3 separate regions of the Homo sapiens genome follow, and regions 1 and 3 are each linked to region 2. Evidence: chromatin contacts called from ENCODE Hi-C or POLR2A ChIA-PET data. All regions are on one chromosome and are shown on one strand. Each heading gives the region's core, a stretch centred on a gene start or an enhancer-like site at or near the end of the contact. The rest is flanking DNA. Distances are from core to core; before and after follow the strand shown. Region 1 holds the start of UBR1 (ubiquitin protein ligase E3 component n-recognin 1). Region 2 holds the start of EIF3J-DT (EIF3J divergent transcript). Region 3 holds the start of TP53BP1 (tumor protein p53 binding protein 1).

Evidence for each region. Hi-C counts contacts between places; a loop is a spot of excess contacts on that map. ChIA-PET counts read pairs that join two places held with the same protein, here RNA polymerase II (POLR2A). Pooled maps may share reads with other maps.
Region 1: a map of naive thymus-derived CD4-positive, alpha-beta T cell shows a loop between it and region 2 (13-fold over the local background). The contact joins the promoter of UBR1 here to the promoter of EIF3J-DT in region 2. A Hi-C loop is called at or near these places in 1 of 168 maps with a recorded cell type or tissue (naive thymus-derived CD4-positive, alpha-beta T cell) and 4 of 50 pooled maps. POLR2A ChIA-PET finds 5 or more read pairs at or near these places in 1 of 52 experiments (PC-3).
Region 3: a loop to region 2 is called in a map of CD8-positive, alpha-beta T cell, with 14 times the contacts of the local background. The contact joins the promoter of TP53BP1 here to the promoter of EIF3J-DT in region 2. A Hi-C loop is called at or near these places in 2 of 168 maps with a recorded cell type or tissue (CD8-positive, alpha-beta T cell and naive thymus-derived CD4-positive, alpha-beta T cell) and 5 of 50 pooled maps. POLR2A ChIA-PET finds 5 or more read pairs at or near these places in 1 of 52 experiments (activated T-cell).

Annotation. Positions count from the first base shown.
Region 1 is chr15:43,104,480-43,108,450 of GRCh38, forward strand. It overlaps UBR1 (ubiquitin protein ligase E3 component n-recognin 1), which reads right to left and starts at 1,559. Exons shown (of 47, transcript NM_174916.3): 1 at 1,463-1,559. The coding sequence starts at 1,543. RefSeq lists an enhancer at 1,378-1,657.
Region 2 is chr15:44,535,116-44,539,072 of GRCh38, forward strand. EIF3J-DT (EIF3J divergent transcript) reads right to left here and starts at 1,808. Exons shown (of 2, transcript NR_034170.1): 1 at 928-1,808; 2 at 1-359. EIF3J (eukaryotic translation initiation factor 3 subunit J) reads left to right here and starts at 2,032. Exons shown (of 8, transcript NM_003758.4): 1 at 2,032-2,122; 2 at 2,209-2,312. The coding sequence starts at 2,080. RefSeq lists enhancers at 700-1,487, 1,175-1,624 and silencers at 1,795-1,964, 2,155-2,464, 2,485-2,534.
Region 3 is chr15:43,491,357-43,494,777 of GRCh38, forward strand. TP53BP1 (tumor protein p53 binding protein 1) reads right to left here and starts at 1,800. Exons shown (of 28, transcript NM_001141980.3): 1 at 1,681-1,800; 2 at 928-1,112; 3 at 646-739; 4 at 313-397. The coding sequence starts at 1,687. RefSeq lists enhancers at 826-1,534, 1,535-2,241.

The DNA of each region.
Region 1 (3,971 bases), core at 309-2,808, 1.4 Mb before region 2:
CCTTCAGGAACAGTAGTGAAGTGAATTTGAACTGCTATTTGGGGTGGAGGAAAACGGCAAGCACTGACATAGTCAGTGGCCAAATCCTTTTTCCAACTCCCTCCCTACCTTGTTCCTACCTCCTAGACAGTCTCTTCAGTCCCTGGAGTTGACTCATGCCGTAGCTCCCTCTGTAGTTCCCTCTGTTCTCGCATAAAACAATGTTCAATTGTATGCAGGGTTAAAAAAAAAAACAAAAAACCTTCAAGAATGCTTTTAATCTGTAATCCCAGCACTTTGGGATGCCGAGGCAGGTGGATCACCTGAGGTCAGGAGTTCGAGATCAGCCTGGCCAACATGGTGAAACCCCGTCTCTAATAAAAATAAAAATAAAAAAAATTAGGCAAGCATGGTGGCAGGCACCTGTAATCCCAGCTACTCAAGAGGCTGAGGCAGGAGAATTCCTGAACTCGGGAATTTGCAGTTCAATTCCTGAACTCGGAAGGTTGCAGTGAGCCGAGATTACACCACTGCACTTCAGCCTGGGCAACAAGAGCAAAACTCTGCCTCAAAAAATAAATAAAATAAAATAATGTTTTTATTAAACTACAAGCCAAAGAAACTTCAGAAAAAATGTGTATATCCCAAATCTCTAAATGCTGCTATTTAGAAAGACAAACTAATAAAACATCATGCGGTGACAGATATTTGAATATTTTCTACATATCTCCACACTAGATGCCCTGGGCATCCAGAACATTCCCTAACATTGCCCCCTACTCTTATCTTCCTCGGCAGCTTTCTCCCTGTAGCTAGTGACTCAAATTTGTTCACTATCTGTGCCTTCCCATTCTTTCAAAATGCAAGAGCAAAGTATAGATTCCGACATCAATTAATGGTATTGCTCTGGCTTGAAATGTTTGGGAGTCCTTTCTTCACCTTTAAAAAGTAGCGACAGATGATGGGTTTCTCCACTGAGGGTTAGGCCTGGGGTTCCCAAGATGCTATACGCAAGGACAATTACTACACCTCACATCTAGACATGACTTGACAGTAGCAGCACTACCTACCAATATCAGGTCCCGGCCAGCAGGCTATGCAATAAAATACCAGGTGCTGCGTTCCCATCATCAAGAGTAAAGGGTTAGTACTGCTTCTATACGAAAATGGCTCTTGCTCCAACCCCGCCTCGGCCCCCACATCAAACCGTCTAATAACATCACTGGTTCTTTCTACTTCAGAATAGAGACATGCACACTTGAGATCATCAAGAATAATACATAACAAAGTCATTATATTCCGTAGACTTGGCTGGCAGAAATGTGGGTTGCGACTAACTTTTTATTCGGTGGCTTCCTTCCAGATCAATCCAGATAACTCCCCCTCCCCAGAGCCGCCATAAGGGGTGAAGCCCCACATCCTCCTAAGCGCAGTAGGGAGGGACCGGGGGGAGGACAAAAGAGACTTGCCTATAGGGACTTACAGATGCCAGACGCTGAGGGGTCTGGGGTAACTCCGCGCTGATTTCCATCCTCTCAGTACCTCCAGCCTCCTCGTCCGCCATCTTGAGGGAAACTGACGCCTGCAGTTGCCGACCCCCGGCCAGAGGCAAGCGGAAACCTGTGGCCGGTCGGAGAGACAGGGACGACACTTTTACGACGGCCCCTGAAGTCGGGTTTGACGCAGACTCGAGGAGTGGCTTCCGGCCCGCTTCCCGGAAGCAAGCGTCACGACGTGAAGGGACTGGAGATTTTTTTTTTCCCCTCTAATTTATCAGGCGTAGCTCTTGGTAGCTGAATGGTTGTATATCTGGGTTTGGTGCTGGGAACTGTTGCATCTACGAGGTAAAAAAAACAAAGTCAGCGTCCATTATGAAAGGAAGAAAACTTGTCGGGGGCTAAAGCAAGAACCTGTCCTAGCTGGCCGGTTGTTGGCCTGGGGATGTTTTGTATCCCAACCTCCCTGCAGTAGTTCCCCAGAGCCTACAAAATGAAAAAGAAAGTACTCACACATCTTCTATTTTTAGGATTCTACCCCGTGGGCACTTGCACATGTGTACAAAAAAAGCTCGGGATCCAGCTTTATTGGGGGACACGGGGGGAAATAACAAAAAATTGGAAACCTAGTCATTCATCGATAGAGGAAAGACAAGATATACTATGGTACATTCGCATTTTGAAATACTGTGCAGCTCTTGAGCAAGATAAATCTGCGTGAAAAGATCAAGATAAATTGAGAGAAAAAAAAGCCAAGTTGCTGCAAACTATATATTTGCACACATAGGCATTTAAATGTGAAGGAGTAAGTCTGAAAGGGGAAAGGGCAAAGTAGTAACTCTGAGGGCCAGGATTCGGATTGGAGGAAGAAGGTGGTCAAGAGCTACTTTACCTTCATTTGTATTTTAAATTTTTTACAAAACAAATAATTTTAAAGTATATTTTTAACAAAGGGAAGAAAATAAAGCTCCAAACAATGTGAAAAGTAGAGGAGGCTTTCCAAATGCTGTGGTCCACCTTGATTTATAGAACTTTCCTGCCTAAACAATGTTTCTGCTCAAATGAACTACTTCCTGGGTGCTAAAATACTGTTTTTCCAGCCTTTTTTGCCCAACAACCACAATAAATACATTTTACATCTTATCACGGTACACCTATACAAAATTAAATGGGTATATATAGAATATGTATATATATACTGAAACTTAAATTTTCTGAAACAATACTTCCAATATGTCATATTTTCTATTCAATTGCAATATGTTTATGCATTTAAGCCAAAATACTGGTTGTAGTTATTAAAGTGATACTATAACCCACAATAGGTATTGTCCCACATTTTGATAAAAATTGCCCTAAAAGTTACCTTGTCCCTTCCTGTCTCTATGCTTTTACTTCTGTAGTTCTCTTATGCTACCCCACGCTCTTCTCTTTTTCTTCTTTCATTCCTAGATAAATGAAATAGACTAGAACGTTCAGAAATAGGTCGGGGCAGTGGCTCACGCCTGTAATCCCAGCACTTTGGGAGGCCAAGGTGAGTGGATCACCTGAGGTCAGGAGTTCGAGACCAGCCTGGACAACACAGTGAAACCCCATGTCTATTAAAGATACAAAAATTAGCTGGGTGTGGTGGCAGGTGCCTGTAATCCCAGCTACTCAGGAGGCTGAGGCAGGAAAATTGCTTGAACCCAGGAGGTAGAGTTTGCAGTGAGCCAAGATCATGCCACTGGCACTCCAGCCTGGGCTACAAGAGCAAAACTCTGTCTCAAAAAAAAAAAAAAAGAAAAAGAAAAAACAGAAAATAAAAAGAAATAATAGCCACTTATCAACATCTTAATGTAATCAAAGCACTAGTATATTAATAACACTAGCTATATATTAATAACAATCCTTTAGGTAGATGTTACTACTTCTATTTTACTGTCATGAGAAACTGAGAAAACTGAAGTTTAGAGAAGTTACATAATTTGGTTAGGGACATGCAGCTTCCAAGTGACACAGCAGATATTCAGCCAGCACAATGGCTCACCCCTGTAATGTTAGCACTTTGGGAGGCCAAGGCGGGAGGATTACTTGAGCCCAGGAGTTTGAGATGGGCAACATAGCAAGACTCCCACCTCTACCAAAAAATAATAATAAATAAAATCCAGTTCAAATGACTCACAAGGCCCTATTCTTATCCATTTCACTTTATTACTTTATACCAAATTCAAGTATTTTACACATGAAAGATAACAGCATTTCAAGTGAGAAGGAAATTATGAACTGCTTATTTATTTATTTTTTCAGATGGAGTTTCGCTCTTGTTACCCAGGCTGGAGTGCAGTGGCGTGATCTCAGCTCACCACAACCTCCGCCTCCCGGGTTCAAGCAATTCCCCTGCTTCAGCCTCCCAAGTAGCTGGGATTACAGGCATGCACCACAATGCCTGGCTAATTTTGTATTTTTAGTAGACACGATGTCTCTCCATGTTGGTCAGGCTGGTCTCAAACTCCC
Region 2 (3,957 bases), core at 558-3,057:
TGATGCCCAGGCTGGAGTGTAGTGGCCAGAACGTGGCTCACTGCAGCCTCAACTGCCTCAGCTTCCTGAGTAGCTGGGACCACAGGACCACAGGTGCACACCACTATGCCTGGATATATATATTTTTTTGTAAAGATGGGGTCTCACCATGTTGGCCAGGTTGGTCTCGAACTCCTGGGCTCAAGCGATCCTCCCGCTTTGGCCTCCCACAGTGCCGGGATTACAGACGTTGAGCCACCGTGTCCGGCCCTGATCCACCTTTATAAATGGCTGTCTGTAGATCATGGCCTCTCACATTTTAACTGGGCTGTAGAATATGTATTGAAGGATCATCTTTATAAAATGTTTATTTGTAGACTCTGAAAAGATAACACCAGAAAGGGGGAACAATGGTTACCACTAGAAAGAACGGAGCGGAGCAGCTGATCGTTGTATCTACCTTTTTTGTTTTTTTTTTTTTTTTGAGACGGGTCTAACTGTCGCCCAGGCTGGAGAGCCGTGGCGCGATCTCGGCTCACTGTTGCAACCTCCGCCTCCCGGGTTCAAGCGATTCTCCTGCCTCAGCCTCCCTAGTAGTGGGGATTACAGGCGCCCGCCACCACGCCCAGGTGATTTTTGTATTTTTAGTAGAGGTGGGGTTTTACCATGTTGGCCAGGCTGGTCTCGAACTCCTGACAGCAAATGATCCGCCCATCTCGGCCTCCCAAAATGCTGGGATTACAGGCGTGAGCCACCGCGTCCTGCCCACGTATCTACCTTTTTATCACATGAATGTTGTACCAAGTTCGCGTATTACATATTTGAAAATAAATTGCGAAAATAACAAAAACAAAATCCATCTACTGGCTAGCTCTTTAAAATCCTGCGGGGGAGCCCAGTGGCCCAACGGCGAAGTTTAGCCCATCTTGCCCTTTCTGGTCAGTGTACCTGTTCCATTTATCTCTGACTGCGCCACTCAGTCAGGTGAGGGACCACTGGAGTTTTCTACCGGAAATGCACTTCAGCAAATGCCACTTGCTCTCTCCAACTTCAGTTTCAACCAGCGCCTACCTCAGGAAGCCTTCCTTCATCCTCCGGCCCCCGCCGCCGCTAAGGTTATCCTTTTACATTCAACCTCATAATGCTGCTTTTTGTGGCAGTCATCACAGTGTCGAAATTTGTTTACATGTCCATCTTTGCTACTTGATGGAGGGCAAAGATACACCTCATACCTAGCATAGACCCCAGGAGGTCCGAAATTGTTCTGCGAAAGAAAAAAAAATCAATGTGCTGGCCTCAAAGGGGCTCACAGGAAGGGAAAAGCCTCGAAGACTAAGGCTCTCTTCGATTCCTTCGTGACTAACTCGAGGCAAACATGCCAGGAACGCGGCTCTCCCCACCCGCTCCTGCATCTGCGCCCGGGGATCGCCGGATTCCAGAGGGGTCCCCTCCACCTAGCGCGCGACGACTCCCTCTGGGGTCCCGGAAGCCCGGCCACCGACCCCACAGGCGGGCGTGGCCTCAGAGCCCTCTTCTGAGCACGGCGTGGGTATCCGCAGGCGGCCATGGACGGTGATCACAGTGACCAGAGGGACAGCGCACCCTCCGGTCGAAGCGGGGTAGGCGTTGGCAGGGGAGGGGCGACGAAGACTGGCGAGGTTCAGGCGCCAGCCAAAGAACCACTCTGCTAACTTCCTGGCACTTACGTTTCCTACCCGGGGCCCAGAGTCGGGCGGCGGTCTTCCAGCACCACGAACTCCAGTACTGGTCTGCGTTGTAGGGAGCTGGAAGCCCGACCCAGCACTCCTCAGCCCCCTGTGCCCCTCCCTCTGCTCTTTCCGCCCCTCCCTCCGCCCCCCTCCGCCCCCCCCTCCGCCTCTCCCTCAGCCCCGCAGCGCCACCGACCGCGTTCCCCGCCCACTTCTTACCCGCGCGCGTCGCCGCCGCCGCCTGAGGGGGCGTGGCCTCGGCTCGGCGCACAGTCAGCCACGGTCCCATCCTGCTCCGCGCCGGTCAACGAGAGCAAACCCAGTGACTCACCTCCGCCGTGCTAACTCCTCGCTAGCTCTCCCTCTCACACACGCTCACACCCGGCTCGAGATGGCGGCGGCGGCGGCGGCGGCGGGGGACTCGGACTCCTGGGGTGAGGAGAAGTTGCTGGGGCAGGGCCCGGGCCGGCGCCGGCCCCACGCAGTGGCAGGCACTAACACGGCTCGCTTTCTTCCGTAGACGCCGACGCTTTCTCCGTGGAAGACCCAGTGCGGAAGGTGGGGGGCGGCGGCACTGCCGGCGGGGACCGCTGGGAAGGCGAGGACGAGGACGAGGACGTCAAGGTGGGTGCGGGCTAGGGCGCCGGGCAGCGCGGAAGCGGGCTGGCGCTGTTGCCGGCCGACTCTGGGCCCCGGGTCGCTGCCGGGGCCTGCGGGCCGTGGGTCCAGGCGCGAGCATAGGGCCTGGCGGTGCTCTCTTCCCCTCCGCTTGCCGGCCATGTGTGGGCCGAAGACTGGCAGCGTGGCCTCCCGGACTCCCTCGCCGGTTGAGAGTCTGCTCTCCGGCGTGGATCCCACCCGCCGGCTGGCGACGAAAGGTGACAGCATCGGCCGGGTCGGCCCACGTGCAAGCTTCGCGGTCCGGAGCCTCTCGCAGGAATGAGACCGGGAAGTTGGGAATTGAGCCTTGTAGCTTATCCATATGGAAAGCCTTGAGACTCGCCTGTCTTTTCGAGCTCAAGTCAGCCCAGGGCCAGTAACTCATTTATGACCCTGAGGTCTACTTATACAGTTTGTTCGAGGGATTAGATGAGTGAAATATTGTAGTTGAATTTCAACCTTTTTTTCCCACACGAGACAGCTAGAAACAGTAAAGGGAAATAACTTTTGGCTCTCCCTTCCCCCACCCTGTGGTAAAAAGAATGAACTGACCACTGAGATAGCCCGCAGTTAGTGGACAGAAACCCAGGTAGTTCACACCGTGACCTGAGAAATGGAGAGACGACAGTTACTCAACTACACACATACGACACCTAAGGAAATATTGAAGATTTGGTGGTGGTTGTAGATGACGGGCCCGTGGTTTTTTGTTGTTGTTGTTGTTTTGTCTGTGCCTTGTAGATAATCATTTTTACCTCAGTCGTTTGATTTTGAAAACTCCGAAGGGTTCATTATACAGCTGTAAGTGACATTTACTTCTACATGGTTTTTTTTTTTTTTTACAGTAGTTACAGAAGTCTCAAATCCAAAATGTTAAGACTCTTATTAACAAAGTTCTCAAAATCTTGTTATATTTGTGCAGATAAAGTTTTGTGTGAAATGGAAAATGATTTTTTTTTGTGGTTTTGCCTAATTTAGTGAATTTCTCCTAATTTATAAACACAAACGGAGAACCCTATAAATCCTGCCTGGGCTGAAAAGTTTAAGCTAGATAATCACTATGAACTTAATAGGAATGTTGTTTTGAGTTTTTCTGTTCTCTCCCCAGTCCGATGAGGTTGGATGTGTGGATGTCCGATTTACTGACAGCCTGAGGTTCAAGAATGTTGTGAGCTTTGCACACATTGAAGTTAATAAATCGACTGGTTATTGTTTGAAGACACTCAGATGCTTTATTTACATGTTGTAGAAACATGGGACTAGATTTTGTTACCAGCCGCATTACAAGATATTAGTTACCCCTCTACATTGTAGCAGATTTTCAGTTTTGAGCCTTGGGTTCATATTGGTCCTTTCATTTTTTTCCATGCATATAGGAAGTGGCAGTTAAGACATCTGTTATGAAATTTGGGAATAAATTAACAAATGCAGAGAAAAGATTAGAGATATTAGGAAAGAAGTTGCAGAAAATGAAGTTTTAATGGATAGTCTAGACTAATGTCATGGAATAACTTCCTTGGGATTAAGGGATCTAAATGGTATCGATCTTGATGAATATAATTCTTTTTTTTTTTTTTTTTGAGATGGAGTTTCGCTCTTGTTGCCCAGG
Region 3 (3,421 bases), core at 550-3,049, 1.0 Mb before region 2:
AGGCATGAGCCACCATGCCTGGCCCCTAAATACTTTTTAATAATTTTTTTCTACTAGGAGGAATGCTTATTTTGTTTCACATGCACAAGACAGATCATGATTTGAATAATGTAGGTATAAAAATTATTACCTTCACAAAACAGTTTCCAGCTATCAGTACTATTACAATACTATCTAATACAACCCTCAAGTCCCATTTCCTAATCCACAAGAAAGAGATTAATCCTTTTATCCTTGGGATGAGGCAACAGGTACAGATAAAAGAACAAATCTGATAATACATTTAAATAAACCCCTTCAAACACTGTATACCTGCTTGTCCTGTTTGGCTGAGGTAACTGCTCAATGACCTGACTGATGGAACCACATGTGTCCAAGTTAGAAGAATCCACAGGGTCTGAAAAAAATAACTGGATATTAGCATGAAAGACATTTACCAACAAACCTTAATACAAAATCAGGAATACAGACAATACCAATCTAATCAGTGACACTAGCACATCAACTTTTGAGTGACTACTACGCAGATACCACAGTAGGCTTCCTTACATACATTCGACACAACCACATAAAGTTTAAATCCACCCAGCACCAACAAGAGCACCCAAAAAATGCAAAGGGGACAGATAGCTTTAAACACCTCACCTGCAACCTTGTTTTCTTTCAAATGTTCATTGAACCCACTATTACCGTCTCCTCGTTCTTCTCCAGCTGTTTGTTCAGGATTGGACACAACATCCTAGAAAATACACATACAAAATATCCCCATTATATATGAAATAGTTCAAAATGAAACCTACTATTTGTGAACAATTTTTCCAATCAACTTTATTGAGAAGGTAATGATCTTCTAAATACTTATGTTTGCTGGTTTTCGGTTTAAAAAAAAAAATCTGCTCAATCTTCTTCAAACAAGGTATCACTCACCAACACAGGATTTTCTTTGTGCGTCTGGAGATTAGGAAGGTGTCGAGATAGCATACTGAAGTGAGAACCAGAATCATCCTCTAGAACCTGGCTTTCAGGCTGAGAATCTTCAATTATCAGGCAAGGAGTATCTTGCTGAGAGAAATCTGAATCCAACTGACTTCCAGTAGGGTCCATCTGCTCCCCTGGAATGGAATAACAAAAGATCAGTTCCGTGTAACCTACTAGCCTTGCTCACGCAGTCTAAACCTAAATAATGGGGCGGAAGTACAAGAGCTGGGAAACGGGACCACTTCAGGACTCCTCCAATTAGAATATTATATTTATAATTGCTGCAAGCACTTTCCTATCATGCCTACCAAGTCACCATTCCTCGTTATTTACAATAAGCCTGACTATCCCTCCCTATTTTTCATCACCTTCTCGTAGACACCCTTTCCCCTCCTTCCTAACCTCTTCTCTCCCCGCCCCTTTTTCCATCCCCCCCGCCACGTCCTTCTGGCGCCTCTACCTCCCCCCAAAAGAATGTTTTCTAAAATCTGTTCGCCAGAGGCCCCACAGCCTTTCAGCTTTCCTCACGACCACCAAGCCTTCTTAGCTAACGTTTCCCCACCCCCTCCTTAGGGCCCTCCAACCCCTTCCCCGTCACCGCCGCCATGCTTGCCACCCCGCCCCCTCCGGTCAGCCATCCCTTCAGACCCGAAATCCAGGCCTTCAGAGCCCACTGCACTCCCATTTCTCTCCAAACAGTACCAGGCATCCCGGCGGGAGGTCCCTCGCGCTCGAGCTAGAGGTCTCTGCACGCTCCCCAAGTCCCTCCAGATCGATCCCTAGGTCGCCGCTGTCGCCACCGCCGCCACCGGCCGCGAACTCCCCCTTTCCCGTCACGTCACACAATATCGGATCGTCCATTCGCTGCCGCCGCCCGCCACTCAAGAAATCCCGTGGATGATAGGTAGCTGCGGCAGAGTGCCCTGCCCCACGTAAGAAAAAGGAACACGGCGGCGCGTTTCCATGGCAGCATGGACGTTGCAGGCCCTCCCCTTTAGTAGAGCCGGAGAATGACGGTATCCTTGAACCGAAGGGACCTTGAGAGGGCGTGAAATACCTTCCCCTGCTTCCAGGACGATTGCATTTACCACTACTCAGACATTTCAGTACCTCTACCTGCTTTTTCTCGTTCACGCCCCTTAATCCCCGTCCCTCACCCTCTTTCCTGGAAAAGGAGAGAGTTTCCCAGCTTTCTCATAACAGGGCAAAGAAGAAGCGGCTTGAGGATGGCTAGGTACTTCAGAGCTGGTGAACCCAACAGAAGAGACTCTTTCTTCTTTGACACAGGGTTAACCTGTGTCAATCAGGATCCCTTTTGTGGGCCTCTACCCTGAATCCAAGGGCCTGACATTACATCTCTGCCAGGGCGTTTTTAGTATTTGTTTGTTTTTACATTGTATAAGGGCTCCAGTAAGCCATATTTCTTCCCATTGCCCTTTTCCGCCTAGGACGTATTTCAAGCTTCACACTTGTTTATCGTTGCCTTATCTTTTATGGGATTGCCTGCAGAGACTACAGCCCCAGACATATTTTGCACCTCCCATTGAGAGAATTGAGCACTGTCATTCTCAAACTCCATGGTAAAGAGAACAGCTGCCACCCCTTCTAACTAGATGACCTCAAAGATACTTCCAAACCCAGAGATTCTATTATCCTAATTATGGTGCCAGGGTCTTAAAGAGGGTGTGGCAGCTGTGACGAGTCTTAATGAACTAAGCCCCATGTGGCATATGTGTTTGTTTTGTTGTTGTTGTTGTTGAGGGGTGGGGGTATATTATTTAAGTGGCAGTTGGATCCAGGATAGAATTCTAGCCAGAGCAGCTGTCAATAGGGAAAGCACCTAGCACAGTGCCAAACATATACATAGTAGGCATTCAATATGAGGCAGTTTTCTCTTTCTACCCCAGGCTCAGATTTATTTCGGCACAGCCCAACCATGATTCTCCATTTCTGTAAATGCCCAATTCAGCACGTGATATAGGCAAAGCTGAAGTGGAGCTTCCTACCAGTCTTCTCACTGCTGCTATAAATTACAGTGATCCTATTTTCCAAACCAAATTCAAAGCATGTTGTCTGAATACACGTTACTTATGGGAACAAAAGGACTGACTCCTTGAAACTGTCCTGAAAAATCTAGAATCTATTACTGCTATAACTGGAATATAATTATGGTCGCCAGTATGTTTTATTAGTGGAGCTAAAATGAAATGGACCACACAGAGATGCATCTCACTTCTTAATCTTAAAATCATTTATAATTGACTCTTTTCATACTCCACTCCTAAAGCTGCAGAACACCAGTGACTAAACAAATCTAATACTTAAAGACCAGGTTAGAGCAATACTAACTACACTAGCTGGACAAAGTGAGTTCATCTGCTCTATTTGAGAGGGCACAACCAACCAGGTCCTGTTATGAGTAAATCATGACCTTGAGTCCCAT